2 separate regions of the Homo sapiens genome follow, and region 2 is linked to region 1. Evidence: read pairs that join two places in POLR2A ChIA-PET (ENCODE). Cell type or tissue: A673. All regions are shown on one strand. Links, peaks and the distances in the headings refer to the core of each region. The heading gives the core; the rest is flanking DNA.

Region 1 (8,665 bases), core at 274-8,273:
GGTCAGCAAATTAAACTCAACAGAAGAATAAAACAATAAAGATAAGAACTGAAATCAACTAAGTAGAAAGCAAACATGCAATATAGAAATTCAACAAAGCCAAAGTTGGTTGGTTGTCAAGAATAACATCAAGGCCACGGCCAGGCGCAGTGGCTCATGCCTGTTATCCCAGCACTTTGGGAGTCCAAGGCGGGTGGATCACCTGGGGCCAGGAGTTCGAGACCAGCCTGACCAACATGGTGAAACCGTGTGTCTACTAAAAATACAAAAATTAGCCGTCGTGGTGGCGCATGCCTGTAATCCCAGCTACTCGGGAGGCTGAGGCAGGAGAATCACTTGAACCTAGGAGGCAGAGGTTGTGGTGAGCCAAGGTCACCCCATTGCACTCCAGCCTGGGCAACCAGAGCAAAGCTCCATCTGAAAAAAAAAAAAAGAATAACATCGATAAACCACTGGCAAGGGTGGTCAAGAAAAAAAGAAAATAAATAAATCATCAATATTAAAACTAAAAAATAACGCCATTATAGATTCCACAAACATTTAAAAGATAAGTTTTTAAATGTAAGAAATAATATTATGCTAATAAAATTGAAAATCTAGATGAGGTGTTCAAATTCCTTAAAAACTATAACAGTCATAGATGGAGTTTTCTTTTTGGCACAATTTTAAAAAGCATTTAAGAAATACATATTACCAATATTATAGAAAGTTTAGGCTGGGCACGGTGGTTCACGCCTGTAATCCCAGCACTTTGGGAGGCCGAGGCAGGAGGATCACTTGAGGTCATGAGTTCAAGACCAGCCTGGTCAACATGGAGAAACCCAGTCTCTACTAAAAATACAAAAATTAGTCAGGCATGGTAATGTACACCTGTAATCCCAGCTACTCAGGAGGCTGAGGTAGGAGAATCTCTTGAACCTGGGAGGCGGAGGTTGCAGTGAGCCAAAATCGTGCCACTGCACTCCAGCCTGGGCGACAGAGGAAAACTTCATCTCAAAAAAAAAAAAAAAGTTTAGCAATAGAAAATTAGACAAAACTTTTCAACTCCTTGTAGAAGGTCAGGAAAACATTAATAGTAGTAAAACTTAACAAGCATATAACGGTCAGGAAGATCACAAACCAATATCTCTCATGAACATAGAATCAAACATCTTAAACATGGTATTATCACATTTAATAATGTGCTTTTAAGAAAAGTATAACAAACTGGGGCTTATTATATAAATGCAAAGTTGGCTTCACAGTAACAAAACAAATTAGTTTACTACATTAACAGAATAAAGAAGAAAAAACATATGGTCAATTTGGTAAATGTGAAAAAAATTAACGCTTTTACATAATTTTTTAAATCTCAAAAAAAATTGATGGAAATTTTCTCAATTTGATAACAGGTATCAACTAAAACACCTACAGTTTATACCCTATGTAATGGTAAAAAAAAATTTAATCAAAAAATAAACATAAACATAAACACAAAAATAAATAACCCAAAACCGAACATTTTTGCTATGATGTTGTAAACAAAGCAAGAATGTCCTCTACTACCACTTCTTTTTTAACATTATCCTGGACATCATAGCCAGTGCACTAAAGTAATTGGGGGCAGCTGGGGGGGTGGCACAAATATTAAACAAAATGAAGTAAAGCTCTTCTTATAACCAGATACCACAATTGTGTATAGAGAAACTCCAAAAAAAACTAACAATCCATGAGAAATAAAAAGATAATTTAGCAAGGTGTCTGGATACAACATCAATATACAAAATAAATTGTATAACTATATAATACAACAAACAGGAAGAAAATAAGCATTTTAAAGTGTCACTTATAATAGCACCAAAAAAATGCAATTTTTTTTTTTTTTGAGACAGATTCTCACTTCGTCACCCAGACTAGAGTGCAGTGGTGTGATCTCGGCTCACTGGAACCTGCACCTCCGGGTTCAAGTGATTCTCATGCCTCAGCCTAGTATCTGGGATTACAGGCATGTGCCATCACACTCAGCTAATGTTTTTGTATTTCCAGTAGAGACAGGGTTTCACCATGTTGCCCAGGCTGGTCTTGATTCCTGGTCTCAAGTGATCTGCCTGCCACAGCCTCCCAACATGCTGGGATTACAGGCATAAGCTACCACTTCCGGACTAAAATAGGGTTTTTCAACCTTGGTACTATCAACATTTTGAGCCAGATCAGTCTTTGTTGTGGGGGCCTATCCCGTACATTGCAGGATGTTTAGCAGGATAGTTGATCTTTACCCACTAGATGCCAACAGCACTTCTCACCTCAGTTGGGACATATCTCAACATTGTTGAGTGTCCCTGAGGGAAGCAAAATTAACCTTGATTGAGAATCATTGATCTAATGAAAGATATCAATACTCTTCCACTCAATACTATAAAATATTGTTGACAGAAATTAAAGATCTAAATAAATAGATATTTATTATAGTTTAGAAGACAATATTGTTACAAGGTTAATTCTCCTTAAATTCATGTAGATAGTCAATGCAATTCCAATTAAAATCCCATCAGATGGGCAGGGCACAGTGGCTCACGCCTGTAATCCCAGCACTTTGGGAGGCTGAGGCAGGTGGATCACCGGAGGTCAGGAGTTCAAGACCAGCCTGGTCAATGTGGTGAAACACCGTCTGTACTAAAAATACAAAAATTAGCCAGGCGTGGTGGCGGGCACCTATAATCCCAGCTACTCCAGAGGCTGAGGCAGGAGAATCACTTGAACCTGGGAGGCGGAGGTTGCCATGAGCCGAGATCACGCCATTGCACTCCAGCCTGGGTGACAAGAGTGAAACTCTTGTCTCAAAAAAAAAAAAAAAAAAAAATCCCATCAGGTTTCTTTGATGGAAAATGATAAACCCAATTTAAAATTTATACAGAAATGAAACAGCAACAGCCTATGCAATCTTGAAGAAAAAGAATAACAAAGTTAGACAACTTATACCATCAGATATCACATCTTTATATAATCCTACAGTAATTAACACAATGTGGCATTTGTGTAAGGACAGTCCAATAAACTGAATAGAAAGAACAAAAACACTCACTTGATTTTTTTTTTAAGTGCCACAGCAATTCACTGGATTAGAAATAGTCTTACCAATATATAGAGCTGCGTCTACTGAAAAACCACAGGGAAAGAACTAATCTTCAGCTTCAAAAAATTATTTTGAGATGGATTATGGACATAAATGCGAGACTATCTTCTTGACTTTGTTTAGGCAGAAATCAAACCTGACACATAAAAAAGAAAGTTGATAAATTCAACTTCATTAAAATTAAGAATTTCTGAGCATCAAAGCTACAGGCAAGCTACAAGCAAAGAGAATGTTCGCAATATGTATATCTGGCAATGGGCTCATATCCATATTATATAAAAACTTCCTAAACATTAGTAAGAAAAAGACTGACAACCCTTCTTCCTCCTAATGGACAAAACACTCAAATAGGCATTTCACTAAAGAAGATATCCAAATGACCCAGCATATTGCAAAGTTGCTCAGCAACATTAACTATCAAGGAAATGCAAACTGAAATCACAATAAAAAATTAATACAAACTCCCTAGAATGGCTAAAATTTTAAAAGACTGGCAATACTATGTGTTGGCAAGGATGTTGAACAACGGGAAATCTCATTCATTGCTGGTTGGGATGTAAACTGATCTTTAGAAAACTTTTTGACAGTATGTAGTAAAGCTAGACATACTTATGCCATGTAACTGAGCAATTCCAATCCTGGATGTATTTCCAACAGAAATGGTGCATAAGTCCATCTAAAGGCATACACAGGAATGTTCATAGCTGCTTTCATAACAACCTCAAAGAGGAAACAGCCCAAAAGGATAAACTGTAGTATAGTCAAGTAACAGAATACTAAACATCAATGAAAAGGAATAATCTATCTCTCTCTCCCTCTGTTTCTCTTTTTTGTCTTTGTTCCCTGTCTCTTCTTCTGCTAATGCTGTTAAAAAATAATCAAGTTCTTAAGGGCTAGGGGAAAAGGAGAGAAAGCAACGAGATGGAAAAGAACTATCCCTCCATTCTGAAGTCCAAATGCACTGCTATAAGGCAAAAATAAAAACCATAGAAACAGGCCGGGTGCGGTGGCTCAAGCCTGTAATCCCAACACCTTGGGAGGCCGAGGCGGGCGGATCACTCGAGGTCAGGAGTTCGAGACCAGCCTGGCCAACATGGGGAAACCCTGTCTCTACTAAAAATACAAAAACTTAGCCTGTAATCCCAGGTACTCAGGATGCTGAAGCAGGAGAATCACTTGAATCCGGGAGGCGGAGGTTGCAGTGAGCCGAGATCGCGCCACTGCACTCCAGCCTGAGCAACAGAGCGAGACTCCATCTCAAAAAAAAAAAAAAGTAGAAACGAAGATAATTTTCAATAGAAAATAAGAAAAGTGTGTTTTCTATTAAACAGCACGCATACCAGAACAAAAGTGGTCTAAAAAACAAAAATAAATAAACAGCATGTTGTAATGTACTGTGTATGGAAACATTTTTTTTTTTTTTTTGGCCTTCAAGTGTACATTTTAAGGAAAAAAAAAAAAAAACAGATGGTAAAACAGAATAGTTTCCTAAGTAGTCACATAGACATTTGTCTTCCAAAATAGATAAACCTAATTAATTCAGAATAATCTTTTCTTCAGAAACGTTTGAGTCATCAAACGTAGATAACTGTAAATCTGAGGTTATAGCTCTTGAGACTAGAATATTAACCCATGCTGAGTAATTATTATTAAAAGTTAATGTCAACAAGTATCGATTGGCAATTTGTCTCCATCCCCGACCCCTAGTTTCCCTAACCGCCAAGCCCGGGGTTGGGGAGTGGAGTGGCACAAGCTCCTGGGAAAGACAGGCTAACCTCCCTCCCTGCACCCGCGGCGGCAAGGCCGGAACTCCTGGGTCCCTAGAGACGTGTGGCCCCGCCCCCGCAGCGTCGCTCCGACACGACGGCCGCCGCGTCTCCATGGAAACGGCCCAGGCATCCACCCAGCCGAGAGCACGATGGCTACTGGGGAGCTCGGGGACTTGGGTGGCTACTACTTCAGGTTCTTGCCTCAGAAAACCTTCCAGTCTCTGAGCTCTAAGGAGATCACCAGCCGGCTCCGCCAGTGGTGAGGAACCGAGGCACAGGGAGAGAAGAGGCCCTTGGTCTTCGCGGCTGTGGAGGCGCAGGCCGGGCGTCGAGGGGCCCGCGCGGGTCGGCGCCATTCTGAGTGAACCCTGAGGCTTCCTGAGTGAACCCCGAACCACCCGGGAAGGGCGGATGCTGTGGGTGGGATCGGTTATCGGTGCGCTCTGAGAGGGTGCCAGCCCCCAGATGATTTCTTTTTCCTCCTCTGCCCCAGGTCCATGCTGGGCAGAATCAAGGCGCAGGCGTTCGGCTTTGACCAGACCTTTCAGTCCTATCGGAAGGATGATTTCGTTATGGTTAGTATGGGGGTCGGAGAGTTCCCTGGGTCTCTGCGGATTTTTAAACTTCCCCCCAAGTTGGCATAGATTCTTGTGAACACGCTATTCCTTACTGACGTCGTTTTCTTGGCGTTTGGGAGTAATAAAAGGTGCAAATGATTTTTTTAAAGGAACTTTTACGTTTCGAATCAGTCATCATAAATTTGTTTGCCATTTAGTTCATTCTTTCTCTACTTTCAGCATCTTGTATCTTGCCTCGGGGAACTTTGCAGTTCTGGAAGATCGCGCGCTCTCTAGAAGATTAGTTTCTCCCTTTGTTTATTTTTGTTTCATTTTATTTTGTTTTATTTTATTTTATTTACTTATTTTTTGAAACAGGGTCTTTCTCTGTCACCCAGGCTGAATAAAGTGCAGTAGCACCATCTCAGCTCACTGCAGCCTGGACCTCCCGGGCTCAAGCTTCCTGAATAGCTGGGACTACAGGTGCAGGCCACCACGTCCAGCTAATTAAAAAAAATTTTTTTAGAGGCAGAGTCTCACTATGTTACCCAGGCTAGTCTTGAATCCCCGGGCTCCCAAAGTGCTGGGGAGTACAGGCGAGCCACCACCCCCAGCCTCTCTTTTTCAATAGGCACATCTCATTTTAAAATATTTTAAATATTATCACACAGCTTTATCGCCGCTTTATTTACTAGCTCCAAATTACTTTCGATTTTTTTCTCAACATCACACCCACTCTGAGAACTGGGCTTCAGGCTCTACCAACAGTTCCAAATGAGGAATTCCCCCAAAAAAGTATGAAGCCGTAGCACAGTGATTTGAATAAGTCTTTTGACTACTAGAGGTGACTACTTTGAGAGAGGTAAAACTCACTTGAAAGTTTAAGTTTTGGTGTGTTTGTTAAAATTTAGTCCATTATTTTCAATCCTGTTTTTTTTTTCTCCTCAATCAAATGGAAAATACTGTTACAGTTTATGAAGTTATCTTCATTCTCTGCCATTCATGTCCTTCATGCATTGACTGTAGTTTATAGTTTGGCATAACAAACACTTCCTGAGGGCCTATCATGTGCTAGGAATTCCTTCCAGTGCTGGGGATACGAGGAGGAACAAGACAAGAGCCCAGCTGTCAAAGATTGTACGGGCCTTGGCAAGACTACAATAAATGAAAAAACAATCTGATTATTTCATATAGTGATAAGGGCAGTAAAGAAAATAGGAGGAAATGGAGAAAGGAGAACATTAGGTAGGATTGTGTCATAGTTCTGGAGGCTAGAAGTCTTAAATCAAGGTGCTGGCAGGGCCATCATTCCTCTGAAACCTGTAGGGGAGAATCCATCCTTGCCTCTTCCTGCCTTCTGGCGGTTGCCACCCTCCCTTGGCGTCCTTTAGTTTGCAGCTGCAGAACTTTCTTCTCTTCCTGTCAGTCCCATAGCCTTTTCCCTTCATATGTCTGCATCTCTTCTTCTTATAGAGACACCAGTCATATTGAATTAAGGGCCCCGCATAACCTCATCTTAATTAATTACATCAGCAACAACGCTAATTCCAACTAAGGTCACTTTGTGATATTTCAGGAAGGATGTAAATTTTGGGGGGACACTATCAACCCATAACAGAGAGTAAATTGGTTAAATGTCTACCTCCCTTTCCCTAAGATGGTGTTATAGTGCCATTATATTATAATGCTACTGATAATGACATTAATAACATTTCTCAAATACTCATGGTTAGATTATTATGTAGTTTTTTATATTTTTTATTTATACCAGTACTGGCTGTCTATAATTTTTTTTAAAGATCAGGATTTGAGGACACTGAATTTTAGAATACTGTAAAAATTTTAGTATAATTCATTTATTCAATAAATATTTGTTGAATATTTACTGTGTCCCTCTAGAGGGTATAAAAAGATGAAGAGACCTGATCCCAGCTTACAAGGCATGTATAGTTTGGGGAGCTAGAAATGTTAAGAAAAAAAAAAAGTCTGAGGCAGGGCATGGTGGCTCACAACTGTAATCCCAGCACTTTGGGAGGCTGAGGCAGGAGGATCACTTGAGCCCAGGAGTTTGAGACCAGCCTGGGCAACATAGTGAGATCCTGTGGCTATTTTTTAAAAATTTTTTAATTAGCTGGGTGTGGTGGCACACACCTGTAGTCCTAGCTACTTGCGGGGCTGAGGTGGGAGGATTACTTGAGCTATGATCGCACCTCTGCACCATAGCCTGGGTGACAAAGTAAGACCCTGTCTCAAAAAAAAAATAATTTCTCTATTACTTTATGAAGTATTTTTCTATAGCAGTAGTGACTCCAGTGTGCACAGATTCAGCTGTCAGCACTTTTTATATTATGTTTATCATTAATCTTTACAACAATCTGCCAGGTTTGGTGTTCTGACTCCCATTTTATAGCTTAAAATTCAGAAAGGTTACATAATTTATGCAAAAACATTCAACAAAGGGCAGAACCCAGGCATTTTGACTCTAGAAACCATGCTGTTTCTACAACAAAAACTCACTACTGAACAGAGGGTATTGTTTAAACTAGAATTCCAGATTTTGAATTTTCCCTTTCAATTTAAAAACAAATTATGTTCCAAAAATGTATTTCTGAGATGATAAATGGATGGAAGGAAACATTTATCTGGCAAACATCTCTTTAGTTCCTAGGTCTATATAGATGAATAGACACAATTAAAGGGAGGGAAATACCAAAAATTGCATTGCAGAGAGAGAAGTGATAAAATACATACCTGAGGCATAAGGTACTTTGGTGACACAAAAGAGAAAGTGATCATTTTTGACTGAGGTGGTCAGAAGAGCATTTATAAAAGACAGGACTCTTAAGGCGGGGCCTGAAAGATGAGTAGGAATTCATCAGGTAGATGAAGTGGCAAGGATAATGTTGGAGAGATGGGTGGGATAATATTTTAGAAGACCTTTTGTGCCATGCAAAGAAATTTGGACTTTATCTGGCTAAGAAGGAGAAGTTTTTAAGACAGACTTTAAATGTTAAAATATTGAGATCACCTTGGCAGAAGTGTGGAGGGTGGGTTGTTAGGACTGAGTCAGGAAGTAATGACACCAAATTGGAAACTGTTGTCCTCTAGACAGTTACATGATAATGTCAAGTACCAGTATGGCCCAGATTTAGGAGAAAGGCTTAAGGAATGGTAAGATATTGAGAGTAAAGGAGAGGGGGACATGTAGGATGACTCCCAAGTTTCTG
Region 2 (8,665 bases), core at 460-8,459, 140 kb after region 1:
CAGTTTTCTCTATCTTAATTCTATGACAAAGATAGTGTGGTGAAAAGTTATTTAAAGGTGATCTTTTCTAATCTATTCCTTGCCTTTGGTGCGCAGCTTTCTTTCAGTACAAAGAAAGTATCCTATTTTGGGCCATCTCTTTCCATATAACATTATATTTTACCCAGAGAGTATTAAATGAAAGATAAAATGAATATAAAGTATTATTTTGTATTTGGTATATATGTGTTGGTATAAATGTTAATTGCAAATAATATAGGTTCTACATGATTTTAAGCTTACAGAAAGTTCAAAGTATTACTTAAAAGGCAAGACATTGATTCTTCCATCAAACATTTATTGAGCAGCTATTCAGGTATTAGCCTACAAGCTTGTAAAGAAGAATGACTTGATCATTGCCAGGAGAACAGATATGTAATCAAGTAATTACAATTCTACCTGTTAAATGTGCATGGAGAATGGAAGAGGAAACTAATTTCTGTCTGAGGTAGTATGGAAAGGCTGAATTAAAGAAGTGACATCTGAGCTGTCTCTTGCAGGATGACTAAGAGTTTAGGAGGTAGGGGATGCAGAGTATTTGTGATAATGGGAACGGCATATACAAGGAGATGGCATGATTTTATGGAAAGTTGGTGGGAAAACTGGGTATCTGAAGAAGACTTCAGAAATGAATCCAGCTAGTAAAGAATTTAGGCATTTTCCTCTTGATGGAGAGCAATAGGAATGTTCTTTAGTAAGAATGAATGACATGTTTAAAAGATGAATCGAAAATATTTTAAGAAGAGAAACCCCTGGTGACTGATAGAGGACCTTGGAGTGAGAAGAGATGACAAGCCAGTTACTGAGGAAGTGGTCAAAAAAGAGAGCTGGTAAGTATTGATGGCTGAGTTCTCTGAGATGGACTGTGGCAGACCCATCGGAGAGAATATAAGTGGAATTTACAAAATGAAGTGAGTGGAGCAGGTAGGGAAGGTTGGTTTGTATCCTAGGTATCTCTTGTGGCTCTCATTCAGACAGCTAAGGTGGGGAATAATGCTGTTTCTGTGTGTGTGTGTGTGTGTGTGTGTGTGTGTGTGTGTTTAAACCACATATATGAAACCCATATATTCAAGCAGGCTTGAAAGCTACAATGAGGGCCGGGCGCGGTGGCTCACGCCTGTAATCCCAGCACTTTGGGAGGCCGAGGCGGGCGGATCACGAGGTCAGGAGATCGAGACCATCCCGGCTAAAATGGTGAAACCCCGTCTCTACTAAAAATACAAAAAAATTAGCCGGGCGTAGTGGCGGGCGCCTGTAGTCCCAGCTACTTGGGAGGCGGAGGCAGGAGAATGGCGTGAACCCGGGAGGCGGAGCTTGCAGTGAGCCGAGATCCCGCCACTGCACTCCAGCCTGGGCGACAGAGCGAGACTCCGTCTCAAAAAAAAAAAAAAAAAAAGAAAGCTACAATGAGATCTTGGGGTTGTTGAGTTGAGGCTCCCAAAGGCATTCAGTGATTGCTATTGACTTGTTCATCACCATGTATAGTCACATGGTATTTTCAGTGCCTAAAAATTTTAAATACAGTTAGTTGTTTTGCAAAAGCTTTTTATAATTCAGCCATTTTACAGTTAAAGATAGTAGCAAACCATTAATATTCAGTTTTGGAGTTCTGTCTTTCTGGGGAGGAAATAGAGCCCAAAATGACAGTGAAAGCTGGTGAGAAAAGGTTTGATATACATGTGATAAACAGGTTTGCTTCTCATTCAGCCTCTGGTAAACTTGGGATGTGTACAACAAATTCTACCTCTGGACTTGGTTAGTAGTGTGTACTACACATCCAGGACTGAAGGGGAGCCTTCCTAAGGATTCTAGGCATGGAGAAAACTAATTCCACACGTCTGCATTTCCTAACAGGATTTTACCCCATCAAAGTAGACCTTTGAAAATGCAGCTGCAAATTGATCTGTTCCTAATACGAATGAAACTGGCCTAAAAATAGGACTTTGGGTCCCATGGGCCTTGTGTGAGTGGTCAGTTTAACCAAAGTTACTTATTCAGCATCACCCATGAGACTGGTGTGGACTGCCAATACAGGAAGAAGGGAATTGTTCTATTTGTGCATAGGAGGGATACTTAGGCTCTGGTCATCTGTGGGAGATGAGTGAAAAGAAGTATAGTTGTGAAGAGCAGTCAGTGGGTTAGGAATCACGCTGCCTGGCTTTGAGTACCATTCCTGGTACTAACTAGCTTTGGGATCTTGTACCAGACTGATCAACCTGGCACTTTGTGCCTCAGTTTCCTCATTAGAATAAGTAGTACTACTGCTTATGTCATTTGTTTACTGTAAGAATTAAATGAATTAATGTACATAATATATAAGAACAATGACTAGCACAAGATAAGTGTTCAATTCATGTTAGTCCACAGAAGAAAAGATTTTAGCCATGTACTGACCATCCCAGTTTGTATCTCCTGCCCTGCCTCTTTTGATTCCTGTTGGAAATGGGAACTGGGGGAGTTGGGAGGGACAAGGAAATCAGGAAGAATTATGTTTGAATACTTTAGTTATTTATTCTGGGCCTCTCTTTTCATTGCTGTTACCTCCCAAGAGCAATTGTCTTGACTTCTCTATTCCTATAAAGATAGGAAAATCCTTTTAGAGTTAACTGTATTCTTTAGTCCTATCTCTCAAATGATGTTCCTTAAAGTTTGCCTTCCAACAACTTTAGCACTTATCTTGCCTCCTCCCAAGCCTCCAACAAGCTTAAACTTCAAATTGCAACCCCAACCCATTAGCAATTTCTGGTCTGCTGAAAAATAAGCTTTGTTTGGACTGTAGCTTTCTGTCTTACAGTTTTCTTGGTGTGAGCCACTCACATAAAACATGGAAATAAATAGAGCTTGGCTGTCTTAGCTAAAATGTGCTTTATATTAAATAGAATGTTTATGATATTTTCAACGTTCTAAAAATACTTGCATGTATTTCTTATTAATGAACCTTGGTGTTCCTAGGAAGGTATTGTCACAAAACTGATTGGATTGGGTGGTAGTTTCTGAGCTGCAAGCTCTTCCGTGTCTTATGTTAACAGTAATAGTAATTATTTGGGCCATGACTTCCAAAAGGATTTTTTGGAAAAAAATTTTTTTTCTTCATCTCTGTGTTGAGGAATATTCATTTTATTATTTGGTGGTTTCTTTTTAGTGGAGAAGAAGCAGGTATATAGGTTTACCTTTCTTCTCTGAACACAGCCTTAAATATGTTTCAATGAATTGTTTTATGTTAAGATGTGTTTTCTTTTTAAATTAGTACCCCCTCCCACTTTTTTTTAGGTGCACCAAATAAAAACCATGATTTTTTTTTTTTTTTCTGTATTATAGGTCCTCTTCCTGATGGATGGGAACAAGCCATGACTCAGGATGGAGAAATTTACTATATAAACCATAAGAACAAGACCACCTCTTGGCTAGACCCAAGGCTTGACCCTCGTTTTGGTAAAGGTTCATCTCAAAACCTTTTTAGATGCTTTTGGTTGCTAATTTTTTTTGTAAATATACTTCGGAAAGCACATTTAAATAAAATCGCATTGCTTTATAGTATTAAAAAATGACCCTGCCCACCCAATGTTTACCAGTAGTGTTTTTATCCTTCTCATTGTAAACTTGAGAAATTTAGATCTGAATCAGATTTTTAGGGCTCCTCAGGTTGGGGTGGGGGAATGTCATAATGGCCGACTAACCAGAATCACTTGTTCCTTTCACATTTTGGGAGAAACACAGTGATTGTTTTTAAAATGTTTTTTTTTTTTAGCTGCAATAATAATCAGGCTGTCATGCAACACCTCAGACCAGGAGTACCAGCTTTTGTCAGTGACCTGATGTCTGCTTGTGCTTAGGTTCTGAGAGTGATGAGTACCATCTTATGCCTGGGTGTTGTAGTGTTTCCCATCCTAAGGAGGAACATGTCACCCCAGAAATGGCCCAGTGAAAGCATTTTGCCCCCTCTTCTGTCTCTCTCGAAAAATAAATGTTTTTTTTTCTTCATTCAGAAAACAAAGAAAGCCATATTCCCCTCCAGATCTCATGAATAAATCACATTTGCACAAAGGAACCCCTCCCCTTCCAAATGTGTACATTTTGATAAGGGTGTAACCAGTTCTTCAGTGCTTTTTAAAAAATGTGTGTGTGTGTGTGTGTGTGTGTGTGTGTGTTTTAAACTGTTTTCAGTTTTTCATTTGGGTTTCTGAGATATTTTTCCAAGGCCATGGAATATGCATCTAAAAAAGAGCAGATAATTGTGGTTTTGAAGCTTCATCTTGGACTAGATGCAGCTAAATGAAAACAATGTGCAGATCACTGAATAGGTCAGACTGAGGGGACTCGGAACCTTTGAAGCTTTACAGGGTTTGACCTAACAACAACTGCGGGGCCCTCACGGGAAAGAGGAATTAACTCTGTGAATGCCATGAAAACACAACCCTGCGGGGGGAAAAAAGAAAAAACTGTATCTGGAGCTGGTTGGATAAAATAACTTCTCCATCGGGAATATTATGAGCAGTTATTTTGTGTCTTATATATACCTTTAAAAAAATAAATTCAAGTTTGCCCCAAACTGACTGAACCCCCTGTTCAAGTTAAGTCAATGGCAGGATCAGGGCAGTGATGTCATTTTGACAGATAACCGGTTTGGCTTAAATACTGTCCTTTTAAGCTTCAAGACCTGTTTGGGTGTTAAAAAAAGTAATGAGGTATGTTAATAATTTGCAACTTCAGATTCTGTTTACTATTTGAATTAGCCCTTGTGATTGGAACAGGAAACCAAGTAAGATAGAGAATTTAATAAATGCGGCCAATTGTTTGGACTGGAACAATAACAGCCATGTTTCCTTAAATTATCTCTAATGAAATGAATGAATTCAGTTTCTCCACATTTTGGAAATTCTGAAGAATGGTGTTGCGGAATTTTTTTCCCTGACATAAGGTTATGAAAGATGATGACGAACGCTTTACCAACTGCAGAGATCAGGAAGAACAAAGCTTTTTAAAGAAAAAAATTTTTTCCTTTAAAACAGTGAAATAAAACAACTTTTCTGTAAGCTTAAGTAGACTATTGATTACACACACAGCTTGGTCTTTTGTTTTAAGAGGAGGAGGTACTTTAAAAAAACACTACCACCCTCCAGCACGTTATGTACACACAGGCATACAGTTAGATGTGCCCAGAAAAAGTTTCATAAAATTCTCTTATTGCATTTAGTTTCCCTTTTTGGGCCCACCGTGTGTGTATTCCAGACAGGCTTGACAATATGCCAGAGCTTTTTATTTTGTGGCCCGACTTTTAATCTGTTCCAGACCTTTTCACTCAGAGAGCTCAAGTGTAACTGAAGGGGGGCAGGAAAGAAAAAAACGTGTGGGTTTCTCTGATCTAGAGTGACAGCAAATAGAGACAAGCTGTTAGCTGCTGGATTTGAAGTTTTCCTTGAAATCAGAAGTTCTGCATAGTGGATTATGTTTTATCTCTGCCAAAGAAATATAAACTATCCCCTTGTTTCTGACCCTTTGGGCCATACAAACACAAACAAATGGTGTAGGATATTGCTTTCATGATTGTGGAGTTTGCTTTTCGATATTCTTCAAATCTATATTAAAATATTTATCAATTTTTGGCTTAAGTCAAGTAGATGTGTGTCTTTCAGTGTCTTAGAATGGGAGCTAAGCCCCTAGAGAAGCTTAATTTTAGCTCCTTCAAACAACCCCTTTTATATGTTTATTTATCAGATGCTTTCAGATTAATTATAGTTAGAATATAGCCATTTGCTTTAAGATTAAACATATTTAGTAATTACACTTCATTTGCTGCATAATAACGTTTCAGTCAGCGGCAGACCACATATACAGTCGTGGTCCTATATGATTCTAATACTGTGTTTTTACTGTAACTTTTCTATGTTTAGATACACAAATACTACCCGTTGTGCTACAGTTGCCTACAGTGTTCAGCACACTAACAGGCTGTACAGTTCTGTAGCTTGGGGCGATAGGCTATACCTTACAGCCTAGGCATGTAGTAGGCTATACCATCTAGGTTTGTGTAAGTACTCTCTAAGATGTTTGCACAGTGACAGAATTGCCAATGATCCATTTCACAAAGCATATCCTGGTTATTAAGTGACACATGACTATATTTATAGTATCAATCCTTCACATCTCACATGAAATTAATGTTATTTATGTAATTTTAGGGAATAAAAGAGTAATTTGTTGTGGATTGGGTTTTTTAATGATTTTTTTCTTTAACATTTAAAAGCTATTTCTTTAATATTTTAATTTTAGAGAATTCATTAGTAATTTATAACAAATCATGAAGTGACATCAGATGGCAATAAGGATGCCCTGATGTTTATTGAGTTTTAAGAAAAATAGGGCTTTTTTTGTTTGTTTTTTTAAGGAGTCATATTAGGAGTGTTTTTACTCTTTGTTCAAGAAAATGGTTCCTTGAGTATTATGCAAGCCATTAAATTATTTCATATAAACACATAGGAGGTGATTTTTTTTCCCTGGAGATTTTGTACTGGCAAACATGAGTCTCAGGTTTAAACATCACCTTGTATGTTGTAGATCTATTACTGTATATAATACAGTCATGGACATTTTCCAGTAAAAGGCCTAATGAAAACACAATGAAATTATAATTGCTGTTCAGAATGAAAAAAGATCTTTAAAACACTAATAGTTGATAAACTGATCTTTAATGTTATTTTCGCTATTGTTTATATTATAAAAAGATGTATTAAAATATTGTTACCAATCTGTGTTTTAGGAAATAAGTGCTGATGGCACCACTGGGATAAAAATATTTGGTGTAAACAAAATATTGGAGCAAGAGATTTGGGGAAAAAATTATACTTCTGAATTTTAAAGCAAGTAATGAACAGTCCAGAGTGACAAAAACAGAATATTTAATTCCTAACTACAGTTCTGTGCACAGAAATTCTATGTGTAGAAATGTCAGAGGTATTAAACCTCATAGGTTGATTTTGGTTCCTTTGTTTCAGTTTCCCAAAACTTGCTTTCTGTGCATTTACATACACGTGTGTATGTGTTACTATAATGTCTTGAAATAAGAAATAAAAGGATAAGTAAAATACAAATACCTATATGCAATTTATTAAAATAAGACTAAAGCCGAAGGTTGTTGAGACTTCTTTTTCATCAGAGTTAAATATTTGGCATTAATAATTAAATATCTATAAAAATTTTGAGACATTCATTAACATTTTTTCTTTTTTAAGCCAAATATTTCTGTTGTTAAAAATAATATTTTCCTTTTGATGAAAATGCACCTAACAACCAACTAAATAACTAAGAATCCATCCTATTAGTGTTGGGGGAAAACCACTGAAGTCTCTAGAAACCAAATTGGTAACTTTATTAATGGAGTCTTGAGCAAAGAGAATGTCAGCATCTAATTATTTAAATTTTATCAAAGCAAGTCTCTTGATAGCTGTATGCTAAAAGTGAGGTTTTTTTTGTTCTGTTTTGTTTTGTTTTGAGGTTTGAGGCTTTTTTTCCCCTTATCAACTCAAGTCTTTCCTGGTTATCCTGGGCTGTCAGTATTTGGTTATGGACTACATTAATTACTTAGCGTACAGAGGAAAAGATGTGTGTTTTAGATAAAAAGAGCTATTGCGAGCTAAAAATTATTAACAGATGGCCAGGTGCGGTGGCTCATGCCTGTAATCCCAGCACTTTGGGAGGTCAAGGTGGATGGATCACTTGAGGCCAGGAGTTCCTGACCAGCCTGGCCAACATAGTGAAACCCCATCTCTACTAAAAATAGAAAAAAATAGCTGGGAGTGGTGGTGCACGCTTGTAGTCACTCAGGAGGCTGAGGCATGAGAATCACTTGAATCCAGGCGGCAGAGGTTGCAGTGAGTGAATATCATGCCACTCTACTCCAGCCTGGGCAACAGAGACTCTGTCTCAAAAAATTAAGAATAAAAATAAAAATTAGTAACAGGCTGGATGCAGTGGCTCACGCCTGTAATCCCAGCACTTTGGGAGGCCCTGGTGGGCAGATCACTTTAGGTAAGGAGTTCAAGACCAGCCTGGCCAACATGGTCAAACCCCGTCTACTAAAAATGCAAAAATTAGCCAGGTGTGATGGCACACGCCTATAATCCCAGCTGCTTGGGAGGCTGAGGCACTGAGAATCACTTGAACCCGGTAGGCAGAGGTTGCAGTGAGCTAAGATGGTGCACTGCATTCTAGCCTGGGAGACAGAGCGAAACTCCATCTCAAAAGCCGAGGCTGATGGATCATGAGGTTAGAGATCAAGACCATCCTGGCCAACATGGTGACACCCCATCTCTGCTAAAAATACAAAAATTAGCTGGGCTGGTGGCACGCACCTATAGTCCCAACTACTCAGGAGGCTGAGGCAGGAGAATCGCTTGAACCTGGGAGGCAGAGGTTGCAGTGAGCCCAAGATCGCACCACTGCACTCCAGCCTGGGCAACAGAGCGAGACTCCATCTCAAAAAAAAAAAAAATTATTAACTGATAAAACTCACAAAATTTGGCCCTCATAATGAGTCCTCTAATCATCATTTTTTCAGTGGGGAGAATGCTACTCTTCTGATCACTGCAGAACATTCAACATCCCTGGCCCGCTAAGTGCCATAGCACCA

What was found. Peaks named below come from ENCODE experiments on the same cell type or tissue, not always from the same donor. Only the 100,000 strongest peaks of a DNase experiment are listed, where the experiment ranks them.
Region 2: POLR2A ChIA-PET joins it to region 1 with 32 read pairs; 3 of 35 experiments call an interaction of 5 or more read pairs at or near these places.

What each region holds. Positions count from the first base shown.
Region 1 is chr11:102,042,441-102,051,105 of GRCh38, forward strand. CFAP300 (cilia and flagella associated protein 300) reads left to right here and starts at 4,997. Exons shown (of 7, transcript NM_032930.3): 1 at 4,997-5,140; 2 at 5,375-5,456. The coding sequence starts at 5,031. In A673, for the core only: no CTCF peak of the experiment used is centred there; a DNase peak (open chromatin) is centred at 4,941; H3K4me3 peaks cover 1,312 bases; H3K27ac peaks cover 1,176 bases.
Region 2 is chr11:102,182,661-102,191,325 of GRCh38, forward strand. YAP1 (Yes1 associated transcriptional regulator) reads left to right here. Exons shown (of 9, transcript NM_001130145.3): 4 at 3,358-3,471. Among named protein-coding and RNA genes, the nearest start is that of YAP1-DT, 77 kb to the left of the region's middle. In A673, for the core only: no CTCF peak of the experiment used is centred there; a DNase peak (open chromatin) is centred at 5,331; H3K4me3 peaks cover 2,110 bases; H3K27ac peaks cover 3,161 bases.